Regions from separate parts of the Homo sapiens genome. Here region 2 is linked to region 1. The links are chromatin contacts, found by Hi-C or POLR2A ChIA-PET in ENCODE. All regions are on one chromosome and are shown on one strand. The core of a region is the stretch at or near the end of the contact, and the rest is flanking DNA. Distances in the headings are between cores, read along the strand shown.

What was found. Hi-C counts contacts between places; a loop is a spot of excess contacts on that map. ChIA-PET counts read pairs that join two places held with the same protein, here RNA polymerase II (POLR2A). Pooled maps may share reads with other maps.
Region 2: a loop to region 1 is called in a map of heart right ventricle, with 13 times the contacts of the local background. The contact joins two enhancer-like sites. A Hi-C loop is called at or near these places in 106 of 168 maps with a recorded cell type or tissue (A673, B cell, CD4-positive, alpha-beta T cell and 63 more), 37 of 37 single-sample maps with no recorded cell type and 50 of 50 pooled maps. POLR2A ChIA-PET finds 5 or more read pairs at or near these places in 20 of 52 experiments (A673, B cell, BJ and 15 more).

The regions. Positions count from the first base shown.
Region 1 is chr10:114,468,030-114,475,701 of GRCh38, forward strand. ABLIM1 (actin binding LIM protein 1) reads right to left here. Exons shown (of 23, transcript NM_002313.7): 9 at 5,850-5,927; 10 at 4,948-5,103; 11 at 152-187. Among named protein-coding and RNA genes, the nearest start is that of AFAP1L2, 67 kb to the left of the region's middle. Within about 2 kb of position 4,407, at least 8 of the 41 ENCODE cell types and tissues checked have a DNase peak (open chromatin) inside an H3K27ac peak, as active enhancers do; they include gastrocnemius medialis, heart right ventricle, left ventricle myocardium inferior and 2 more, where a contact is called at or near this core.
Region 2 is chr10:114,545,506-114,553,177 of GRCh38, forward strand. ABLIM1 (actin binding LIM protein 1) reads right to left here. Exons shown (of 23, transcript NM_002313.7): 5 at 2,145-2,271. Among named protein-coding and RNA genes, the nearest start is that of ABLIM1, 110 kb to the right of the region's middle. Within about 2 kb of position 3,311, at least 6 of the 41 ENCODE cell types and tissues checked have a DNase peak (open chromatin) inside an H3K27ac peak, as active enhancers do; they include gastrocnemius medialis, heart right ventricle, left ventricle myocardium inferior and 2 more, where a contact is called at or near this core.

The DNA.
Region 1 (7,672 bases), core at 3,157-5,656:
ACGGAGGTAATCCCCAAAGCCACCATAACCCCACATGCAGTTTTTCTGTTCTTTTGTATGTTATGTTCTTTTTCAAAAATCCCAGTCTAGGGAAGGGCCAAGCAATTCTCAAATTCCACCCATTAAAATGATAAAAAGAAATGGTACTTACTTCTGCTGATGGAGTAGGAGACAAAGTCCTCGGAGACTAGAAAAATAAAAGAGAATTTAAAGTCACAATGTTTGTTAACTCTTTGCCGTTTTGTTTGTTTGTTTGTTTGTTTGAGATGGAGTCTCGCTCTGTCGCCCAGGCTGGAGTGCAGTGGCGCAATCTCGGTTTACTGCAATCTCCGCCTCCCAGGTTCAAGCGATTCTCCTGCCTCAGCCTCCCAAGTAGCTGGGACTACAGGCGCCGCCACCACCCCCAGCTACTTTTTTTGTATTTTTAGTAGAGATGGGGTTTCACTGCGTTAGTCAGGATGGTCTCTATCTTCTGACCTCATGATCCGCCCCCCTTAGCCTCCCAAAGTTTTGGGATTACAGGCGTGAGCCACCGCGCCTGGCCTCTTTGCCAGTTTTAATTAGAGTTGTTTATCAGAGTCAGCTGTAAATATTAGCCAACATGTACCTGCCAGCATCCCTCCACATCTCCCTGTCTTCTGATCAGGTACAAATGCATCTGCCATGGGGCTCAGACAGGTAGACTCTGACAAAGTTCCGGGGAGATTCTGGTGCACATCTCTGCCTAAGAACCATGAATAGGCCGGGTGCGGTGGCTCACGTCTGTAATCCCAGCACTTTGGGAGGCTGAGGCTGGCGGACCACAAGGTCAGGAGATCGAGACCATCCTGGCTAACATGGTGAAACCCCGTCTCTACTAAAAACTACAAAAAATTAGCCAGGCGCGGTGGCGGGCGCCTGTAGTCCCAGCTACTTGGGAGGCTGAGGCAGGAGAATGGCGTGAACCCGGAAGGCGAAGCTTGCAGTGAGCCGAGATCACGCCACTGCACTCCAGCCTGGGAGACAGAGCGAGACTCTGTCTCAAAAAAAAAAAAAAAAAAAAAAGAACCATGACTAGATATGATTGTGATACATACTTAGGTGATTAAGCTAGACAAGTTGGAACCATTTCCCTTATATATTCAAACTACGCTCATTTTACTATGATGAGTTACAGCATCTACTGAAACATAGGATCTTGTTCACATGGTTGTTGACTAAATTACAACCACAGCAATCACCATAAAATAGTTTGATAACTAAAATAGGACTTTGGTGACCAGGCATGGGGCATCCTGCCTTGGCTGCATCGCCAATCTCACTATCATTCACCTCGCCAATCTCACTATCATTCACCTCTGGCTTCCATCCTCCTAGGCACACAGGCTTCCTTGGGGCCATCAACAGGCCAAGCTTTCTGTCACCTCAGGGCCTTTGCACTTGCTGTCTCTTCTGCTGCCAGTGCTTTTCACCCAGACACCTGCAGGGCTCATTCCCTGTCAGCGCTGATGTCTCTGCTCAAACCCACTGTCACACAGCATCTCCGTGACCATTCTGTCCAGAGGAGCAACCCAGCCCCTGGTACGCTTTCTCTTTACTCTGCTTCATTTCTCCTCAGAGCCCTACCACTCTGTAAAATTATATTACATATCTGTTTCTTTACTGTCTGTCTCCCACGTGATGCCACAAGCTCCATGAGGGCAAGGACTGTTTGTTTACAACTACATATTCCCAGTGATGACAGCAGCTCCTGGGACACAGTAGTTGCTCAAGTATTTTCCAGATGAATAAAATGTTTACAATTAAAATGCAAAAAGCTTTCAAATAGAAATGAAATTCAAACAGAGCTATGGAGAACACAGCCAGGGGTGGACTTCTCAGTTTTAGAATTTGCCCTTTTCCCCACATTCTATAGTAAGTGGGCGGACTGTCTGTATTCTAAGCCTTCACAAGCTCCAGGGTCTCCTCTGCAGCTACAGCCTGTCTCTAGGGGGTCTCAGCTGGGTGAAGGCTGGTCTCAAGGTCAGGGCCCAGGTCTGCACCTGCACTGACAGCAAGGCCCTGGAGGCACCAATGGCTGCACAGAACTAATCTGACTCTTGCAGTGTTTCTTAAATGGCAATATGTATAAAGGCCAGGTGCGGTGGCTCACACCTGTAATCCCAGCACCTTGTGAGGCCAAGGCGGGTGGATCACTTGAGGTCAGGAGTTCACGACCAGCCTGGCCAACATGGAGAAACCCCAACTCTACTGAAAATACAAAAATTAGCCCAGCATGGTGGCACATGCCCGTAGTCTCAGCTACTTGGGAAGCTGAGGCAGCAGAACTGCTTGAACCTGGGAGGCAGAGGTTGCAGTGAGCCAAGATTGCACCACTACACTCCAGCTGGGTGACAGAGTGAGACTCCACCTCAAAAAAAAAAAAAAAAAAAAAAGGCAATATGTATATGAGGTCTATAAAAGAAGTGTGTTAAACTTTAATGGAATAAATAATAGAACAGCTTGTAAATTTCTCTCAGTTGCAAGATGCAAGTATTGGGAAAGAGTTCACTAATATATCTGATTTCTGATCCCAGGGGCACCCTCTATGCATAGAGAAAACCATGGGACATAATTCCAGGTTATGACAGTAAGTATGCTGATTACGAGAGTAGCCAGCATTTTTCTTAAGCACTTATTATGTGCCCAGTACTGTTCTAATGTAAATAGCTCACTTACTCTTTACAGAAAACTTCTAGCATAGGTATTCTTGTTCTCTATCTTGAGTTTGCAGATAAGGAGATTGAGGTATATAATTTCCCCAAAGTTATGTGGTTAGTCAGCATCGGTCTGGTTTTTCTTTTTTTCTTTTTTTGTGGTGGTGGTTTTTGTTTTGTTTGCTTTGTTTTGTTTTTGAGACAGGGTGTCACTCTATCACCCAGGCCGGAGTACAATGGCATGATCATGGCTCAATGCAGCCTCAACCTCCTGGGCTCAAGTGATCCTCCCATCTCAGCCTCCCAAGTTGCTGGGACTACAGGCGTGTGCCATCATTCCTGGCTAATTTTTGTATTTTTTTTCTGTAGAGATGGAATTTTGGTATGTTGTCCAGGCTGGTCTCAAACTCTTGGTCTCAAGCAATCCACCCACCTTGGCCTTGGCCTCCTAAAGTGCTGGTATTACGGACATGAGTCACCATGTCTGGCAGAGTCTGGTTTTAAATGCAGAGATTTTCACCTCAAAGCCCAAACTCTTGAGTGCTTAATGTTTTACTGCCTTGATGGAGCTGCTGGGAAACGCACACAGACACGTACACTGCACACCATGAACCCCAAATCCTTAACACCATTAAAAAAACTCACATCCCCTTGCTTGTATGGGTTAAACATTAGTAAATTCTCATCCACAGGGTCCAAGGCCAATCTCTATGCACTTTGTTCAGGAACTTCCCCTCGCCTCTTATGCCCTACGAAACTCTGTGGGGTTCAATGGCAACTGACAACCCGGGCCAATGCACCTGCGCTTGAGAGCGGCCGCAAGTGCAGCTACAGCTAAGTGACCACTAGGTGGCACTACATGAAAATGGATATCACTTCCTGCCACAGGGACCTTTTCCACGCAGAGCTATGCTCTGGAATAAAACCCAGATTAGAAAGTAAATAAATAAAAGGAACAATATATATAAAATAAAAAATAAACATAAATATAATTATCAAATAATATTATACATCTGGAATTGAGAACAATTAAACAGAATCACATTTTCATGCCTTTTCTTCTCCAAGACCTCAAAGCACTGTGAGATGCTAGATTGTTTATATTCTGTTTTAACCTTTGTTGAATAGCTGATTTGTCAGCTATTTGTTAACATCTTTGTGGACTAAAATCAGTCTACAGATGATTCTAATTCAAAAAATAAAAGAGAAAAAAATGAGAGTGAGCCGATTGGCCAGGGGAAACGGACTTGGGTAGGAAGCGACCACAGAGAACCTTCAACCCTGAGATGGGACCGGGGAGGGGAGGACCCCAAGGGGCTGAGAGGCTCTGGTCCCGCAGCAGATGGGTCTGCAGGCCGAGTATTAACGAGCCCCAAGAGGACAGGTAGCAACAATGGTAGAAATTGCCACATGCTCAGTATTTCCCCCAAGTCTGGCCTCTGATAATTGCTTTACATAGATTAGCTTGCTTAATCCTCACTAACACCCTATGAGGTAGATTCTATCATCACCCTATCTGTTTTACAGATGAAGAAACTAGGACCATTTTTCTTATTTTTTTAATATATATAGATGAGGTCTCAACTATGTTGTCCAGGGTGGTCTTCAACTCCTGGCCTGAAGCAATCCTCCGGCCCTCAGCCTCCCAAAATGTTGGGATTACAGGTATGAGCACTGTACCTGGTCCAGGAAACTAGCAGCAGAATGGCTGTCACATGGTCAAAGTCAAACAATCGGCATGTGGTGATCCCTGGGTTGAGACCAGGTAATTTGATTCCAGAATGCTGGCTCACACTCCTGTGCTAGACTGTTGCCCCATGCGCTCTACTTTATTTTTTCTTTCACATGCTAACTTTCTTAAGTTGCTGAAAACTGTAATTACCAAAATTTAGGGGGTGTGTTCTCTCTCCTCATGATGCCATGAATATACTTAAAGCTTATCACTAGACTAAGACCCCCAGGAGACCCTCACTCCCTTATTTGCTCTGCCCAGCTCACACAATCCCCACCCCCTCCCCACCTCCCGACAGCTTCCATCCCAGCATGCTAATGTTTAGCTGGTCTTCACTGTTGTTTGATGTGCCATTGTTCTGTTCTCCCACTTCTCATGATGGGCTTCTGAATACCTCAAAGCACCTGGTCTAGAAATCTGCAAATACTAGGCAGACAAAAGACCACCTGATTTACCTGAACTCCAAATGGTAGTTATTACAAATGTGACAAAAGGGAAGGTAAATTGTTGTACAACTCACAACCAGTAGGAATGTATTACCTCTCCAAGGCTCTGTCTCTCCTGTTTGTCATCATAGCCCGAAGTGTAGAAAGGCTCATAGGTAATAAGATCTGGACGTTCAATGTCATAAATTGCCTTGACCTTCGGAATGGCTGCTAAATCCTTGTAATCCAGGATCTCATTGTCTACTTTTGCCTGGCAAAGTTAACCAGAAAGAACAATTACCTTGTAGTCTGACTGCTTTAGGAAACTGTAGTTGGCGCATTTCCTGTTGTTTAAAAAGTGAAGGCCTTAAAATAAACAAAAACCAAAACATCTTGCCTAACACAGTTATACTCTTCAGAAGTTGCCCTTTATACCATATATTAATCATGTTTTTTTAAAAAAGTCACTGAACGCTTAGGAAAAAATCTGTGTAGAATTCATGAAATAGATAAATGTGCAAACCTTAAGGATAATTTCCTGAATTTATGATAGTAAAGGAAAAAGCTCAAACAGATGGTCCAATAATCCTCTCAGATGGCTAAAAACAAGAACTGCATAATTAATAAACTAAATATTTAAATATCTTTGTGGTAGAATTTAGGAACACTCAGTATCAGCTTCATAAAATATATATTTAATCCCCAAATATCTATATGCAATTTAGGTGCAAGAATTTTTTTTTTTGAGACGGAGTCTTAGGTGCAAGAATTTTTTAAGTCCCGCAACATATTACTACATTTTACAGGTCGTCTGATCACTCTGTTGATGGTCACATAAATGTAATTACCTAAAGGTAAAAGTGATTGAGGAGACTGTTCTACAAAAATGAAAATCAGGTCTCATAACAAAAATAGAAATCACTTTGAATCAGTTTTTGTTTTGGATTACCCATTCTGCTATTACAATCCACTAATTTACCTGTCCCAGAAATGTCACTTCCAGAAGTAGATACTTACATAGATAGTATGACCTGGTGAGCCAGGAATACTGGAGCCTGGCCTAGAATAAATACTTTCCGAGGATGTCCTGGTAGGCTGTAAAATAAACAGTGACTTGTAAGACTTCGGACCCTGGCTTCAGAATCTAGACTGTCCTGGGCCCTTAAGCTTTACTAAAAACTCAGCTAGTGAAAAAAAGAAACACTTATCACCTTTTTGAATAAGGTAAAATACAACCTAGAAGGAAAGGTAAATGCAAACTAGTTGTACGATCCAGTTTTGAAAAGGCATGGGGAGGCCTTTCTCTGGCCCTTCCTGCTCCTTGTCCCCTACGAGAATTTCTGGTTTACCTTTGAGCACACCTCAAAGCTTCCCATTTCTCTCCCTCTCTACTGCCGTAGTCCCAGCCCCAGTCACCACCTCCATTCATCCAGATTATTGCAATGGCCTCCCTGTGAGTTTTCTGCCTTCTCCCCTCCCTTCTTCAAATCAAATCCACCTGGCAGGCAATGGATAGAGAGACCTTTTTTTTTTTTTTGAGACGGAGTCTCACTCTGTCGCCCAGGCTGGAGTGCAGTGGTGCGATCTTGGCTCACTGCAAGCTCCGCCTCCCAGGTTCACACTTTTCTCCTGCCTCAGCCTCCCGAGTAGCTAGAACTACAGGCACCTGCCACCATGCCCGGCTAATTTTTTGTATTTTTAGTAGAGACAGGGTTTCACCGTGTTAGCCAGGATGGTCTTGATCTCCTGACCTCGTGATCTGCCCGCCTCCACCTCCCCAAGTGCTGGGATTACAGGCGTGAGCCACCGCACTCAGCCGAGAGACCTTTCAAGAACATAATTTGGATGGTCACTACTCTGCTTTTGTCTCCAGCATTGATATAGTTTGGCTGTGTCTCCACCCACGTTTCACCTTGAATTGTAATAATCCCCACGTGTCAAGGATAGGTCCAGGTGGAGATAATTGAATCATGGGGCAGTTTCCCCCATACTATTCTTGTGATAGTGAATAAGTCTCACGAGACTGATGATTTTATAAATGGGAGTTTCCCTGCACAAGCTCTCTTGCCTGCCACCACGTAAGACATGACTTTGTTTCTTATTTGCCTTCTGCCATGATTGTGAGGCCTCCCCAGCCATGTGGAACTGGAGTCCATTAAGCCACTTTCCTTTATAAATTACCCAGTCTTGGGTATATGTCTACTAGCGGCATGAGAACAGACCTAACAGAAGCATCCATTCAGAATAAAATCACAACAACCAGGGCCTCAGGATTCTATCCCTGCCTTCCCCTCCTACCTCGTCTCTCACCTGTCATCACTCACAGAACACAGCGCACAAAGCTGCCTCGGAGTTCTCATCCTCGCTTACTGCTCCCTCTGCCTGAAATGCCCTAGCTCCCAATTTTACTTGGATGATTCTCTTCCTTCAGTCTTGGCTTAAATATCACCTCCTCAGAGAGGACCTCCCTGATTCAATCCAGAGTTGGTTCCCCATGTTGTTTTCTCTCATAGTGTCATTCTTTTTTCCTTCATGAGTAAAATGTGTAATTATATATTTATTGTTTTCCTTGCATCGTGTCTGTCTCCCTCATTAACTTTAGTCATGCTCTCTGCCCTCATAGAGTTTATTTTTTAACCACTGTCTATACCCAATGCTTTCCACAGGTACACAGAAGGCACAAATCCTAGTTGAGGGAATGAGCTAGAATTTATTACTTGTAAACAAATACTTAGTTTGCAGACACTTGACTTATGTTAATTACACGATTTGAGCCTAACTATATAGAGAGTCACTGAGGTAAGGCTGGTGGGTCGGCCTTTGGGAAGGATGAAAGAAAC
Region 2 (7,672 bases), core at 2,061-4,560, 76 kb after region 1:
AGATACTGGCAAATCAATAGGCAATATCACACCTGAAGGCAAAACACTAGCGACAATTTCATTAAAACCACAATAAAGGCAAAGCTATAAAATATTGTTAATGTATATAATACATATAGTTATTAATATGACACTGAGGCCCGGCACGGTGGCTCATGCCTGTAGTCCCAGCACTTTGGGAGGCTGAGGTGGGTGGATCAACTGAGGTCAGGAGTTTGAGACCAGTCTGGCCAACATGGGGAAGCCCTGTTTCTACTTTAAAAAAAATACAAAAATTAGCCAGGTGTGGTGAGGTGTAGCTGTAAGTCCCAGCTACCCAGAAGGCTGAGGCAGGAGAATTGCTTGAACCCAGGAGGTGGAGGTTTCAGTGAGCCAAGATCGCACCATTGCATTCCAGCCTGGGTGACAGCACAAGACCCCATCTCAAAAAAAAAAAACAAAAAAAAAAAACAAGAACACTGAGCCCGTCAGATGTGGGCTCAGCATTCATTCCCCTACAAGGGGCCCACATGCCAGAGTACAGCCTCTGAACAGCCTGCAGACACCACCTCCTCAGCTCTCAGGAGGCCTCCGGAGCCCAGGGCCGCCTCCTTCAGCTCAGTCAACCTCCTTGGAGCACAGGAAAAATATTATATCCTGTGTGTGATTGCATGGAAAAGCTATAGAGTGCCACCCTAGACTGCCAAGTTACCCACCCCCGCATAGCTTGCAATGTTCCGTTAGAAGCCAGGCACCTGTCTTATTTTGTCCATAATGGTCACCTGAAGAGCTTCTTGCCTTTTCTTTTCTTTCTTTTTTTTTTTTTTTGAGACAGAGTCTTGCTCTGTCTCCAGGCTGGAGTACAGTGGTGCGATCTGGGCTCACTGCAACCTCCGCCTCCCAGGTTCAAGCAATTCTCCTGTCTCAGCCTCCCAAGTAGCTGGGGTTGCAGGTGCCCACCACCATGCCCGGCTCAGTTTTTGTATTTTTAGTACAGATGAGGTTTCACCATATTGGCCAGGCTGGTCTCGAACTCTCAACCTCAGGTGATCCGACTGCCTCGGCCTCCCAAAGTACTGGGATTACAGGCATGAGCCACCGCACCCAGCCTTCTTGCCCTTTCAGTGCAGGTGTTTCAGCCTTACCCTGGGCCTGTAGAATTAGATTTCTAGTGGGTGGGGCCCAAGCAACCTTTTGTTTGCTTGTTTGTTTCACTATATTTTTAAACTACATTCATTAATATTTTCGAATAGGTGATTTCATGTGGTTGGGGAAATGCATGAATTAATGAATGAATTTATTTGTTTATTTTTTGAGACAAGGTCTTACTCAGTTGCCCTGGCTGGAGTGCAGTGGTGCGATAATAGTTCACTGCAGCCTTGATCTCCTGGGCTCAAGTGATCCTCCCACCTCAGACTCACAAGTAGCTGGGACTACAGGCATGTGCCACCATGCCTGGCTTGCTTGCTTATTTATTTATTTATATTAGTAGAGATGAGGTCTTGCTATGTTGCTCAGGCTGGTCTCGAACTCCTGAACTCAAGTGATCCTCCCACCTTGGCCTCCCAAGTGTTGAGATTACAGGTGTGAGCCACCACGCCCAGCAGGAAAATTTTTTTTAAGGCATGAAAAGGTATACGGTGGAAAATTTCCCCTCATTGCCAGGCTACATTTAAAAAAAAAAAAGCCTCACTTCCTTAACTGTAGCTATTATCCACTATTATTGAACATGAGCCCATTTCCTGGCAGGCTGTTTTGTGCAGTCCTAAAAGGCCCACAACCTAGGCTTTGTGTGTTTTTGGGGAGCGTCTATGAATGTACTCCAGCCCTGGAAGGAGAACAAAGGCTTACTAGTTCCTCATAGGAGAATGAACAGCAACAGGGAAATTATTAAATGCTTAATTGGTAATGACATACAGTGTAACAGTGTCAGCTTCATTAATTGTTAAATTAGGCAATGATTAACATATCATTAGGTTTATAGTAGCCAAGGCAAAAGAATACAATTCTTTTCAAAAGTTTTATAGCAACAAGTTCATTATGATGGCAGGATGTGAACAATTTCAGCACCATTGATGGGGTGGGGCCCCTGAGACCAGGACCTGCAGAAGAACCACAACGCCCGGTGCCCACTGAAAGGAACGCGTGCCCGCGCCCAGCCTTACTTGCTGATGTACTCCCCGGTGAGGACCTTCCCGCAGGACTTGCATTTAAAGCACCCCAAGTGCCACTGCTTATCCAGCGCCAGCAGCGCCTGCCCATTCTTGATATCTCTTCCGCAGCCGGCACAATCTGAAAAAGAGCAGCCGCCAGTGGTTACTACACATTTCCTTTGCTAAATCCAAGCAGGCAGCCCAATTTCAACCCCACTGTGTGCCCATCACACACTCAATCAATATTTACTCAAGCACCATCTCGGGTCAGTTTCTTTCCCTGCACAAAATCTTTCTTGGTGAAGGCTCACAGGCTGCGTCCTCGGAAGGACACAGAACGGAAGCTTCATGAACCTCCGTGGATCTACGGGGACGGATGTCCTTCACCCATCTGCTTACTTGGGGGTTTTTTAATGTATCCTCTGAGCTACAGATCGCCCAGAGAATATTTAATTATAGTGTCTTGGCTGTGATTTTAAGAAAGTGCGCATAGGCATTTATTAATTGAGGGCACTGTGAACAACTCAGCACTTTATGCTGATGCCTCGCCTAACACTATATACGTGATTACTCCTGGAGGCTGCCCGTAAATCTCATTTTTGTAAATGGGACCCTACTTCCTTATCAATCCAAACCAGCCTTTCAAAGATTTGTGATCATCAATTAAGTGGCTCTTAATTCCTTAGCTCTCAATTCTCCTTGGCAGGCTCCTGGAAGGACAATAAAGGAGAAATTATTTCTTCATGGTAAAGAGTGTGGGCCTGGAATAAGACATCCCAGTGAGGAACCCCAGCTAACTCCTCGTTGGCTAGCTATGTGATCAAAGCAAGTTACACCCTTTTGAAGCCTGGGTTTCTTCTTAGGGAAGTGGGAATGTTATCAGCACCTGGTCTCAGCCCTCTGATGAGGATTCAGTGCATTTAATAGATTTAGCAGTAGATGGCACATTGGAAGTGACTAGAAACATTTGCTGTTATTACAATTGCCATAATTAATCTGATTATCGACTGCTTCATTCTGTTAGGGAAGTTGGGTATTAAAAAGAAACCAGAAGACTGTAAATTGGTGCAACCTTTCTGGAAAGCAACTTCAACAACTACAGACATTCCACATCAATGTACCTGAGAGAATGAAAGCAAGCACGTGTCAAGTTGGCCACGTGTTCCAAGCTGATCAGACAGAACACACACAGAATAAAGCCATGTCCTGGCAAGTCCACTTAGTGGCCAGGTTTGGACCAAGACAGAGTCCACTTGGTACACAAAGTGATGAAACAACCCCCTCTTCTGACCACATCCGTGACTGCCACTGCTTTTTCCTAATGACGCTTCTAGCCCAACTTTAATTCTCTGACCATCCAGAAAACCTTGAGACCCAATCGCTGACCTGGTCCTGCTTCTTGACAACACTTAACCTAGAACTGCTTCTAATCCTTTGAATCCTCTTTAAAATTACCTAGCACGTGGGCTGGGTGCGGTGGCACACACCTGTAATCCCAGAACTTTGGGAGGCCGAGGCGGATGGATCACCTGAGGTCATGAGTTCAAGACCAGCCTGACTAATGTGGTGAAACCCTGTCTCTACAAAATACAAAAAATTAGCCGGGCATGGTGGTGCACGCCTGTAATCCCAGCTACTCAGGAGGCTGAGGCAGGAGAATTGCTTGAACCTGGGAGGCAGAGGTGCAGTGAGCTGAGATCATGCCATTGCACTCCAGCCTGGGCAACAAGAACGAAGCTCCGTCTCAATAAATAAAGTAATTAAATAAATAAATAAAATTACCCAGCATAAGCCCAAATGCTGTGAAAACTCCTCCAAACTGCACCCAGAGTGGGCTCACAGTTCCTCTGGCTTCCCTCTTGCTGCAGCTAGTTTAACCCGTTCTTTTTCTTTTTTTTTAATGACAGGTGTATTTCTGGCGATCTTGGACAGTGGGTGTTCACATAACCTTGAGATCCAGTAATTATTTTATGTCTAAGATTTTATTCTACAAATATATTTGCAAAAGCACATATGTGCATGCATATGTTCCCTACAGCATTTCTCTAATAACAAAAACTGGAAATAGGCTATATGGACCATCAGTGAAGGGCCAGTTAAATAAATTATAGTATAGTTGATAATGGAATACTATGGGCTGTTCAAAAGAACGAGGCAGATTTGTGCTCTGGCATGGAAAGATGTTCAAAATAGATCAAGTAAAAAAAGCAGGCCATAGAACAGTAAGCATAGCATAAGCTCATTCATAAAAAAGTAGTAAAGAAAATGGTGTGTGTGTCCTAGTCCCAGAATAGAACATTTCTGGGGGAAAACATTAAAAATTCTTAAGAAACTTCCCTCTCTGGAGGAGGACTTTACTGTTTAACTTCACATCCTCTGTGTTGTTTGAATTTTTAAACCATGATAATGTAAAAAATTTGACTATTTATAAAATTTAAAAATATAAGTTCTGAATATTGCAAATTAGAATTTCTTAATGTATGGCCCATTATCTAGTACACATATGAGTGTGTATTAGATGGTCATATGCATATGAGTGTATATTAGATGGTCATAAAAGATTAAGCATTTTTTTAAAAGCTGGGGTTTATATGAATTCCAACATCTGACCAAAATTTTTATAAAAGGAATCTCACATCTGGTAGTTTACTATAAAGATAAAAATGGAAGGCCACGATATTAGTTTAAAAATATAATTTTTAAAGTTTAGGAGCACAGTATGGATGTAAGAAAACTGATAGTTTTTTTTAAAAAAAAGACTACTTTTAGAGCAGGTGTAGGTTCACAGCAAAATTGAGCAGAAGGTACGGAGATTTCTGATACAACCCCAGTCCCTCCCCGTGCACAGCCTCCCCCATTAGCAACATCCCCCACCAGAGTGGAACCATTGTTATAATTGATGAACTGACACTGACACATCATGATAGCCCAGAGTCCACAGCTTACATTAGGGTTCAGTCTTGATGTTGGACATTCTGAGTTTGGACAAAGGTAGTAATGACATGTACCCGCTCTTATAGTATCATACAGAGTAGTGTCACTACCCTAAAAACTCTCTGTACCCCATCTATTCATCCCTCCCTCCTCCTAACTCCTGGAAACCACTGATCTTTTCACTGTCTACATAGTTTTGCCTTTTCCAGGATGAAATGGACAATTTTTTAATCCAAGTCTAACTGAAATTTTTCTTTATTCTTCTAATTACATAATTCCCACTAGGTGGCAGCAAAGATTTTAATAATAAGGAAGATGCTGTTCAATAGAATTTTTAAAAGAGAAAATCAACTTTCAGAGATGGCTTTTCATTTCTACAAATGACAATGGATGGGCTCAGGGAGGTTGACAGAGCTGTTTGCAGTCTCTCTGCTGCACCAAAAGTGAGGTCCAGGGAGGTGGATGGTGTGGGGAAGGTAGGAGCAGCATGGGCATTGGTGTCAGGAAGACTCGGGCAAGTTACTCTCTCCGAACCCTCATTTCTTCATCTGTAAAATGCGGACAACAGCCATTGCCTAGGCTGCTATCAGGAAGAAAAGAGATCATGCACTGTAAAGTGTTTTGCATAATACAATGCTTGGTACATGTGAGCCACTCAATAGACTCCCTTTTTCCTCGGTTAGGAGCAGTTAGGTCTTGGGCTCTTTACAACCACCTCAGTGCCCAGACATCCCAGAGCTATGAAATAAGCAAAGACACAATTTGAAAATAAAGACCACTGTTAGGGGATAGAAAGTCTTGAGGGCTTGGCCTGCAGCCAATCAGAGGCTGAAGCGGAGTTACACTCTATACAAATGAAGGACTGGCCCACGGCCAATCAGAGGCTGAAGCGGAGTTACACTCTATACAAATGAAGGACTGGCCCATGGCCAATCAGAGGCTGAAGTGGAGTTACACTCTATATAAATGAAGGACTGGCCCAGGGCCAATCAGAGGCTGAAGTGGAAACTTGACCTGCAAACAATCAGAGACTGAAGTGAAAGATTGGCCCATGACCAACCAGAGGCTGAAGTTTTCCTTTTGATTTAATTCTAAGAAGTCAACTTCAGATTCGCCTTAGGCTCCCAGTCTCTAGACCCTATTTTCCTGCCTCACCACTATGATCATTCTGCACTGAGGGCTTTCTAGAATCAGGTACCACGTGAGGGCTTTGTAAACATGGTACCATTTAGTTTTCACAATCATTCTAGTCAAAGTGCCTTGCAGACTGGAAGCTCTCTGACTTCACAGGTGGTATCTATACCATTGAGCTCCTCCATGCCCTGCACGGTGCCTCATGGGGGACAGCCACTCTACATGTTTTATAGAAAAATATTCACTGAATGCTTACCAGCCAGCTGGTAAGGTTGGGCTGCAAATAAAGGCTAAGGTTAGGCCTCCTTCCTGCCAATCCCTATGATACACATCAAGCAAATCAACAAAGAGCACCTCCTAGATAAGGGAATACCAGCCCACGTGAGAATCCTGACCCGAAGTATTCTGGTATATTTCACAGAGCCTACCCACTCCTGTCTGGACAAAGCCATGGTCTTCACTCAAGCCTGACACTGTGCTGGAGAGAGTGGAAAAGATGCAGAGACAAAAGATTCATGCTGGATTGCTCACTCCTTCCACGCTCACTCCAACTAAGCTCTTTCATAAAGAACAAAATGTCCTACTCTGTATCTTCATGTTTTTCAGCTGTTGAGAAAATTGTTTCCAAATCACTGAAGCAGCTGCTGATAAATATAGAAAGCTGGTGATTGGCATTGGAATTATTGCCAACGTCAGAAGTAGGTGAATATGCAGTGGCATCGAGGAAATAAAACCCATGAGGAACTTGCCAGTGTCCTACCCAGGAAAAATAATGACCTAACATGGAAAAAAAAAAAAAAAAAGAGAAAAGCCTGACCTTAAACACTTGACCCTGAGCCCTTCACTCTTGGCATCAAAAGCCAGAAAAAAGCAGGGATTTGGCTACTCACGTCCAGGTTAAATTAACATCCATCTACATAGCCGCTTCCAAATTGATATCATTTTGTTCAAAGGCAATTAATATCCTTGACAATAGGGATATTGCCTGTCACTCTTAATATATTTTATTTGTTTATTTATATATTTTAGCATAGGGCTATGGACACTTGGGCTGCAAAAGTAAGTTGAAGAAGGGGACACGTTGCTTTCAGGAAAAAAGAGAAGAGATCATGCATGGTAAAGTGTTTTGCATAATACAATGCTTGGTACATGTGAGCCACTCAATAGACTCCCTTTTTCCTTGGTTAGGAGCAGAGTTAGGTCTTGGGTTCTTTACAAGCACTTCAGTGCTCAGACATCCCAGAGCTATGAAAGAAGCAAAGACACAACTTGAAAATAAAGACCACTGTTAGGGGATAGAAAGTTAAGAGAGAAGTCATCTCCTGGGCAGCAATTAAGCTTCTCTCAGCCTGGGCACCTATGTTCTCCTTGAGAACTATTTCCGCCTTCCTGGAATTCTCATTTGAGATGAATAAGGGCCCCAAAGATGTCTTACTCTGTGAAGACGCCTCTCTGGAAAAGAAGGCTGAGGA